3 separate regions of the Homo sapiens genome follow, and regions 1 and 3 are each linked to region 2. A link is a loop called in an ENCODE intact Hi-C map of the cell type or tissue named here. Cell type or tissue: Caco-2. All regions are shown on one strand.

What was found. A loop is a pair of places that touch in the nucleus more often than their neighbours do. Peaks named below come from ENCODE experiments on the same cell type or tissue, not always from the same donor. Only the 100,000 strongest peaks of a DNase experiment are listed, where the experiment ranks them.
Region 1: it touches region 2 in a loop (3-fold over the local background); 5 of 110 quality-filtered maps call a loop at or near these places.
Region 3: a loop joins it to region 2, with 5 times the contacts of the local background. A loop is called at or near these places in 4 of 110 quality-filtered maps.

What each region holds. Positions count from the first base shown.
Region 1 is chr2:164,709,770-164,712,269 of GRCh38, reverse strand. The region is part of intron 7 of COBLL1 (cordon-bleu WH2 repeat protein like 1); the gene reads left to right. Among named protein-coding and RNA genes, the nearest start is that of SNORA70F, 23 kb to the right of the region's middle. RefSeq lists a cis regulatory region at 408-421 and an enhancer at 342-486. In Caco-2, no CTCF peak of the experiment used is centred here; a DNase peak (open chromatin) is centred at 1,169; H3K4me3 peaks cover 167 bases.
Region 2 is chr2:164,619,913-164,622,412 of GRCh38, reverse strand. GRB14 (growth factor receptor bound protein 14) reads left to right here and starts at 931. Exons shown (of 14, transcript NM_004490.3): 1 at 931-1,294. The coding sequence starts at 1,104. In Caco-2, a CTCF peak has its summit at 1,273; DNase peaks (open chromatin) are centred at 532, 972 and 1,292; H3K4me3 peaks cover 2,145 bases.
Region 3 is chr2:164,693,551-164,696,050 of GRCh38, reverse strand. COBLL1 (cordon-bleu WH2 repeat protein like 1) reads left to right here. Exons shown (of 14, transcript NM_001365672.2): 12 at 215-1,782. Among named protein-coding and RNA genes, the nearest start is that of SNORA70F, 7.0 kb to the right of the region's middle. In Caco-2, no CTCF peak of the experiment used is centred here; a DNase peak (open chromatin) is centred at 1,530; H3K4me3 peaks cover 2,333 bases.

The DNA of each region.
Region 1 (2,500 bases), 90 kb before region 2:
TTTTCCATATGTATTCTTTCATTTAACTCTTTAATCCAGGATACGTCAATTTCAATGACCCACTTTTTATAATTCAACTATGATTAATAAGTGATCTAATAACTAGTACAGAGCAAGTATTCAGTAAATCTCTTGAATGCCGTTTGATTCTATTTTCTTCAGCTAAATTTAGTTGGATTTTGAATCAGGAAATTCTGATCTGGGTGTGAATTCTGGGGGATTAACAATCTGGCATGGTTTTCAACCTGACCTTGCCACTTTCATTAGTAGATTCTGTTTCTCCTTGTGGTATTTTCCTTTTTACAGACCATAAAATTCAGTGATGTGCATTCCTGTTAGAAGTGCAGTTTTCATTAATGGCAAGCAGACTTATCAGTGACTCTAACTAAAGTAAATAATTGAACATCTCTAATGATTAACCAAAGCAGTTTCCCCTAGTAAGTAGAAACCTCTGTGTTTTCTCATTTTGTAAAGCCTTTAGACTTAATAAATTTTAATCTCTACCACTTTTTAAAATGTAGTCATAATTTGAACAAAGTAAATGTTTGTTGGTAGTAAAAGCTGAAGACAGTTATAAATGGTTCTTTAATTTTTCACATTAAATTTGCTTATGAGACATTTCAAATGTATGTACTATAATACATATCCATGAATTCATCACTGATTCAACAAAGTAGTGTTAAATATTTAACTTTTATTAAAGTCCTTTAAAGTATGTTGAAGAGACCTGAGTTGACTCAAAGGTGGAGATTTTTAGACCCACAATGAATGTTTATACAGTAGACTAAGCATTGGTTCCTGAACATTGGGCACTGTTGAGTTTTAAGGTTAATTATTACTGAGACTGATTCCAATAGGACTCTTACCAACACAGTCACCAGAGAGTACAATCTTAAATACCTCCTTTTACCTATGCTTTTTACTCCAACATCTGTATAACTATAATTCTTATTTTATTTGCAGAACACTTTCATGTACTTTAAAACAGACAAATTGCATGTAATAATATCAGCTGATGGTTATGAAGCATGTATTGTATGCTAGGCACTGTGCTATGTATTTTACATATAATATTTCATTTAAGTATCCCAGCCCCTTTTGACATAGGTGCTAGTACTTTTCCTTTTCATGAATGAGGAGGCCGAAGGTCACAGAGACAATAAATGGCATGTTTCCTGGTTCAACCGCTTGTATTGACTCCAAAACCCATTTCTTTGGGAATCATTGTAGTGGGTCGCCTTCTACCTTGCAAACTCTCTGTAAGCCTCTCTCCAACTAGACAAATTCAGATTCAGAAATAGTGGGTAGTTTAGCTCTGATGAATGCAAGAGCAGAACTATTGGGAGACTCTTTGGAGCATACTCCTAAAGTGCACAGAAGAAAATACAGCTTAAGAATGCTGCTGCTGGCCGGGCACAGTGGCTCACGCGTATAATCTCAGCACTTTGGGAGGCCGAGGCAGGTGGATCACAAGGTCAGGAGTTCAAGATCAGCCTGGCCAAGATGGTGAAACCCCATCTCTACTAAAAATACAAAAAATTAGCCAGGCATGGTGGTGGCTGCCTGTAATCCCAGCTACTCGGGAGGCTGAGTCAGAGAACTGCTTGAACCCGGGAGGCGGAGGTTGCAGTGAGCTGAGATCGCACCACTGTACTCCAGCCTGGGCAACAGAGCGAAACTCCGTCTCCAAAAAAAAAAAAAAAGAATGCTGCTGCTTAGGGATCAGTGGTCTTCCCAGCCTTTTAATTTAATTTAATTTAATTTTTCAGCATTCTAAATTCATGATGTGTATTACTTAAATATTACTTAAATGCTGTGGCAGTTTAGTAAGGCTGCTTTTAGCATTAGTCATTCCTGGGTTTGGAGCCTCTCCAGTCTTGCATGTTAGATATGTATATTCTCTGTAAATCCCAGTGTATACATGTGCTTTCCTGGCTACAGTCTATTTAGAAATATCGAAGTCTCCTAACTTAAATGTCCCTTCTTTTCCTGCAGACTTTACCGCGCCTCCCCAAGAGAAGGTTTTTTAGTAGATGTAGAACATCTCTTTCTCAAGTCCCAGTTGTTCTTCCATTTTGTGTTAAGAGTGATGTTTTAGTTAACACACAATTTGATTTTTATTTGATTTTTATTATCTTAACTTCCCTTGGCAATTTCTTAAATAATTGAAATTATTTTCCAAGAGTCTTCATAAAACCTCTTGCCTCTGTGTCTTATGACAACAAAAAATATATATATTAAGCTATTTCCTTGAATGTTAATATGAATATTACTCATATTTCAAAAGAAAATTTACATTTCTGTCCTTCATTAATCTGTTGGTTATTATCTAAACTCACTATTCTTATTTCTTCAAAACTCTTGCCTTTGCACGACTTATACCAGTTGTTAAATTTACATTTTGTCCTCAACTTTAATAAGTTTTAACCATTATTAACAGCGTAAGTTCCAGTTATGACAGACCACATAATTGTACGTCGTATCAATTAGTGACAATCAT
Region 2 (2,500 bases):
TCACCCAGCATTTCAGAGTAGGGTTGCTGCATCTCAGAGGGTGAGCATAATAATGTCATTACTATTTCGAACAGTCTGGGTTTTTGAGAAGGAAGCTTCTGGGTTGGAATATTGACTCCACCAGCTACTAGTGCTATGTTACTAGTGCAAGGTACTCGATGGCTTTGAGCCCCAGTTTCCTTTTGTGTAAAATGAGATAAACATCTAATTTATGGAGCTGTTGAGAGGATGGAATAGGTAGCGTAAGGCAACCTGGAATTCATTAATGTAAGCTTCTCTCATTACCATAAAACTAATAGTCTTTCTAATTCCAGACACCTTCAGGTTTACTCATGCTTTACTGAGAATTCTCAAAATCTCAGTAGTTTTCTATAATGATTGGACTCCTTGCTCCCTATCAACCCCCCAATCTTTGGCTGCGGAGTGGATGGAAGAAGAGGCACGTGGGGAAGGACTGGGGCAAACCCTCTGGTGTCCTGGCCTCCTGGCCCGGTGGGGACTGTCATGGCGGCCCAGCAACAGCTTAGGTGATCTCAGATGGCAGAGCAGAAAGAATGCAAGGGTATGAGGGTCAGGGCTGCGCGGACCCCTATCCCGCCTGCGGTCCTCCCGGCAAGCCCAGCGGGAGCGCCCGCTCGGCTGGGTCCCCGCCTCCAGCGGCGCCGGGGCCGCCCAGACCCTGGGCTCAGCCTCGCGCCCCGGTGCCCACCTGAGGAGGCAGCGGTCCCGGCCTCGCGTCCCGGATGGGACGGCGCGGGAGCAATGCCAGTGGCCCCGAGCGCCCCGGGCCACGCGCGGGGCCGGCCAGCCGCTCTCGCGCCCTCCCCGCCCCCTCCGCGCCTTGCCTCGCCGCCCGCGGCCCCCACCCACCGGCCGCTCCTCCCCTCTCCCCACCCTCCTCCTCCGCCCCCTCCCCTCCCCCGCCGCCTCGCAGATAGCTCGGCCGCGCGTCTCAGCCGCCGGGGCCCCGAGCGCAGGCGGCGAGGCCACCACACCTGCAGAGCGCTCGGGCTGCCTAGCCGGCACCTCGCCTCCCGCCGCGCAAACCCCTTCTCCCCACGCGCCGAGTCTCCCATGACGCCCGAGCCCCCCGGCCGGCGACAATGACCACTTCCCTGCAAGATGGGCAGAGCGCCGCGAGCAGGGCGGCTGCCCGGGATTCGCCGCTGGCCGCCCAGGTGTGTGGCGCTGCCCAGGGGAGGGGCGACGCCCACGACCTGGCGCCGGCCCCCTGGCTGCACGCGCGAGCGCTCCTGCCCCTTCCGGACGGGACCCGCGGCTGTGCTGCAGACAGGTAGGCAACCCTGGAGGGCGCGGGGGAGTGTCCTGGCTGGGCAGCCGGCGAGGGGGTGAGGAGGCGGTCCTAGGGGGTGAGCCATGTGCCCAGAGCTGGGCCAAGTTTGTAAAAGTCTCTGAAGACAATCCCCTTTGAGCTGGCTCCTACCGGATCAGCAGGACATTGCGATCTCACAGCGCCTTATAAATAGCATCACCGTTTCATTGAGAGCTCTCATCTCTCTCGCCTCTGCCCATCGGTGGTGAAACTAGGAGCTCAGGCTGCAGGCTGATCACCTTCTGTTCCTTCGTGGCCATGCATTTTCACAAAGTAAACTCTATTTTATTTTATATATTTTAAAAAAATCGTAGCATAAATGTATTCACCTCCCACATAGAGTCTTACAGCGACCCTGTAGAAGCAAAGCATGGATTGACATTCGAGCAGTCTTGCTGTTCGGCAGGAAAGAATAGAGGCTTTAAAGGGTTTCCCAATCTCCATAGCATTCAGCACTAAGTGCCTTTAGAGTTGCACATACTTTCGGAAAGAAAAAGGGTTACAGCAATACAAAAATCTATAGTCCTTTATATTCATACATTTAAATGTTACTTTTTTTTTCCTGATTTTCAAAGCGCTCCAACTTCAGTGAAGTTAAAATTACTCTCCAGTGGACTATAGTACATTTATACTAGCAAGTTCTATTAACTTACCGCCTCAAAACACTGCCTTGCTGTTTAATATCTATAAGCGCTTGAAAAATCAACAGACTGTGTGTGGGCAACATTGTGAATGAAATTTGAAGTGAGATGAACCACAGCTATAATTAATAAATCATAACTTCCAAAAGTGATTAGTAAAATATCATAAGGATGAATGCACTAAATGCAACTTAGAGACTGTCAATATCATGGATGCATAACAATGTATGACTTCTCAGGTGATGTTTGGATTAGTAATTGTATAGTCTATTTTTCTGTTTCAGGAAAATTATCAAAAGTGATGGAGTTTCTATGCCTGGTGATTTAAAGGCAAGAGAGAGAGAAGGCGGTGGGGGGGGGAGGGGTGGTGGGAGGGGAGAGAGAGAGAGAGAGAGAGAGACAGAAAGAGAGGAACTATAGGAGATTTGTTTGTATCTAATTAACATACTGTATTTTGACCCATAGAAAGTACATCACAGACCTTTTCTATATACTTTATATAATATGAGCCTTGTCACAGAGTGGT
Region 3 (2,500 bases), 74 kb before region 2:
CTAGTTAAGCCAGGGATTCCAAACTTCAGTCTGTATGAATCCAAAGCACGTACTGTTTTCTCTGTATGCTACTACCTACCTTTATATAGTCAGTGAGTTGAAAATTATCTGTAGAATTCAAACCAAACTATTTCAGGTTGGAGAAAGTAGGCATTAAAAACTTGAGGTTTTCTACTTCTTTCATATATTTAACTTGATGATTTTTTTCTCTCAGTAGTTCAAAATGAAATAATTGTCTATCCAGAGAACACAGAAGACAATATGAAAAATGGAGTGAAGAAAACAGAAATCAATGTAGAAGGTGTTGCCAAAAATAACAACATTGATATGGAAGTTGAGAGACCATCAAACTCTGAGGCACATGAAACTGATACTGCTATAAGTTACAAGGAAAACCATCTAGCAGCTTCATCAGTACCAGATCAAAAACTGAATCAACCCAGTGCAGAAAAGACAAAAGATGCAGCAATTCAGACAACCCCTTCTTGTAACAGTTTTGATGGGAAACACCAAGATCATAATTTATCTGACTCCAAAGTTGAAGAATGTGTGCAAACTTCAAATAACAACATATCAACTCAACACTCATGCTTAAGTTCACAAGATTCTGTAAATACCTCAAGGGAATTCAGGAGTCAAGGCACCCTAATTATACATTCAGAAGATCCGCTTACCGTAAAAGATCCAATTTGTGCACATGGTAATGATGATCTTTTGCCTCCTGTAGATAGGATTGACAAAAATTCCACTGCTTCTTACCTAAAGAATTACCCACTTTATAGACAGGACTACAATCCCAAGCCAAAACCTTCAAATGAAATTACACGAGAGTATATACCCAAAATTGGCATGACTACTTATAAAATAGTGCCTCCCAAATCCTTGGAAATATCGAAAGACTGGCAATCAGAAACCATAGAGTATAAAGATGATCAGGACATGCATGCTTTAGGGAAAAAGCACACTCATGAGAATGTGAAAGAAACTGCCATCCAAACAGAAGATTCTGCTATTTCTGAAAGCCCAGAAGAGCCACTGCCAAACCTTAAACCGAAGCCTAACCTGAGAACAGAGCATCAAGTGCCCAGTTCTGTGAGCTCACCTGATGATGCCATGGTTAGTCCTCTGAAACCTGCTCCCAAAATGACAAGAGACACTGGCACAGCTCCTTTTGCACCAAATTTGGAAGAAATAAACAATATTTTGGAATCAAAATTTAAATCTCGGGCTTCAAATGCCCAGGCCAAACCCAGCTCTTTTTTTTTGCAGATGCAGAAGAGAGTATCGGGTCACTATGTGACATCTGCAGCTGCCAAGAGTGTCCATGCTGCCCCTAATCCTGCTCCAAAAGAACTGACAAATAAAGAGGCAGAAAGGGATATGCTGCCTTCTCCGGAGCAGACTCTTTCTCCCTTAAGTAAAATGCCTCACTCTGTTCCACAACCCCTTGTTGAAAAAACTGATGATGATGTCATCGGTCAGGCTCCTGCTGAAGCCTCCCCTCCTCCCATAGCTCCAAAACCTGTGACAATTCCTGCTAGTCAGGTATCCACACAAAATCTGAAGACTTTGAAAACTTTTGGTGCCCCACGACCATACTCAAGTTCTGGTCCTTCACCGTTTGCTCTTGCTGTAGTGAAAAGGTCACAGTCTTTCAGTAAAGAGCGCACCGAGTCACCTAGTGCCAGTGCATTGGTCCAACCTCCAGCCAACACAGAGGAAGGGAAGACTCATTCTGTAAATAAATTTGTGGACATCCCACAGCTTGGTGTGTCTGATAAGGTAACTGTAGCCTTTTTAAAAATAAGTATTCAAATTTAATGACATGGTTTAATGGGGGTTAACAAGCATGTTGATGTTTGTGTGCTACTTAACTCTGAACTCATATTCATCTGAAATTAAGCTATTGTAGTGAAGAGAGTGGTGATACATAAAATCTGATTATTTGCTCACAATTATAACTTATATAACTTGTTTAGGTATTACTGTAAGGTCATCATTATATAATTGTGTCATTAGCAAATGTTTTAAAGTTTCTTTGCTCATTTGTATGATATATTTACTAGTTAATGGTTCTATTTTCCTGTGTTATCTTAATTTGTTTTTAACTTGTCTAAATCTTCTGGTTTATTCTCCAATTTTACATTACTATGTAATAGTAAAGGAAATAGTCTTAATGAAATGGAAAAATAATAGTATGAGAGGCTAGACAAAATAACTGAGCATCTCTTAGCTATGTGATTTCCATCATATACACTCAACTTCAGCTTGCATATATTGTACATTTTCACATATAAATACATTGAAAGCAGAGTTTTAAAATGTAATTTTCTTAATTCCCCATTTTGTTAATTCAGTGTCAACTTTCAACTATAATATGTATGTTGACCAAACTGTTATCTAACCACTATCTAACCTTAAATATTTACCATAAAGGAATGTTGTTGACTTAGTGTTTGGTCAACTAAATGTTGTATTTTGCTAGCTTCAGATAATAGAG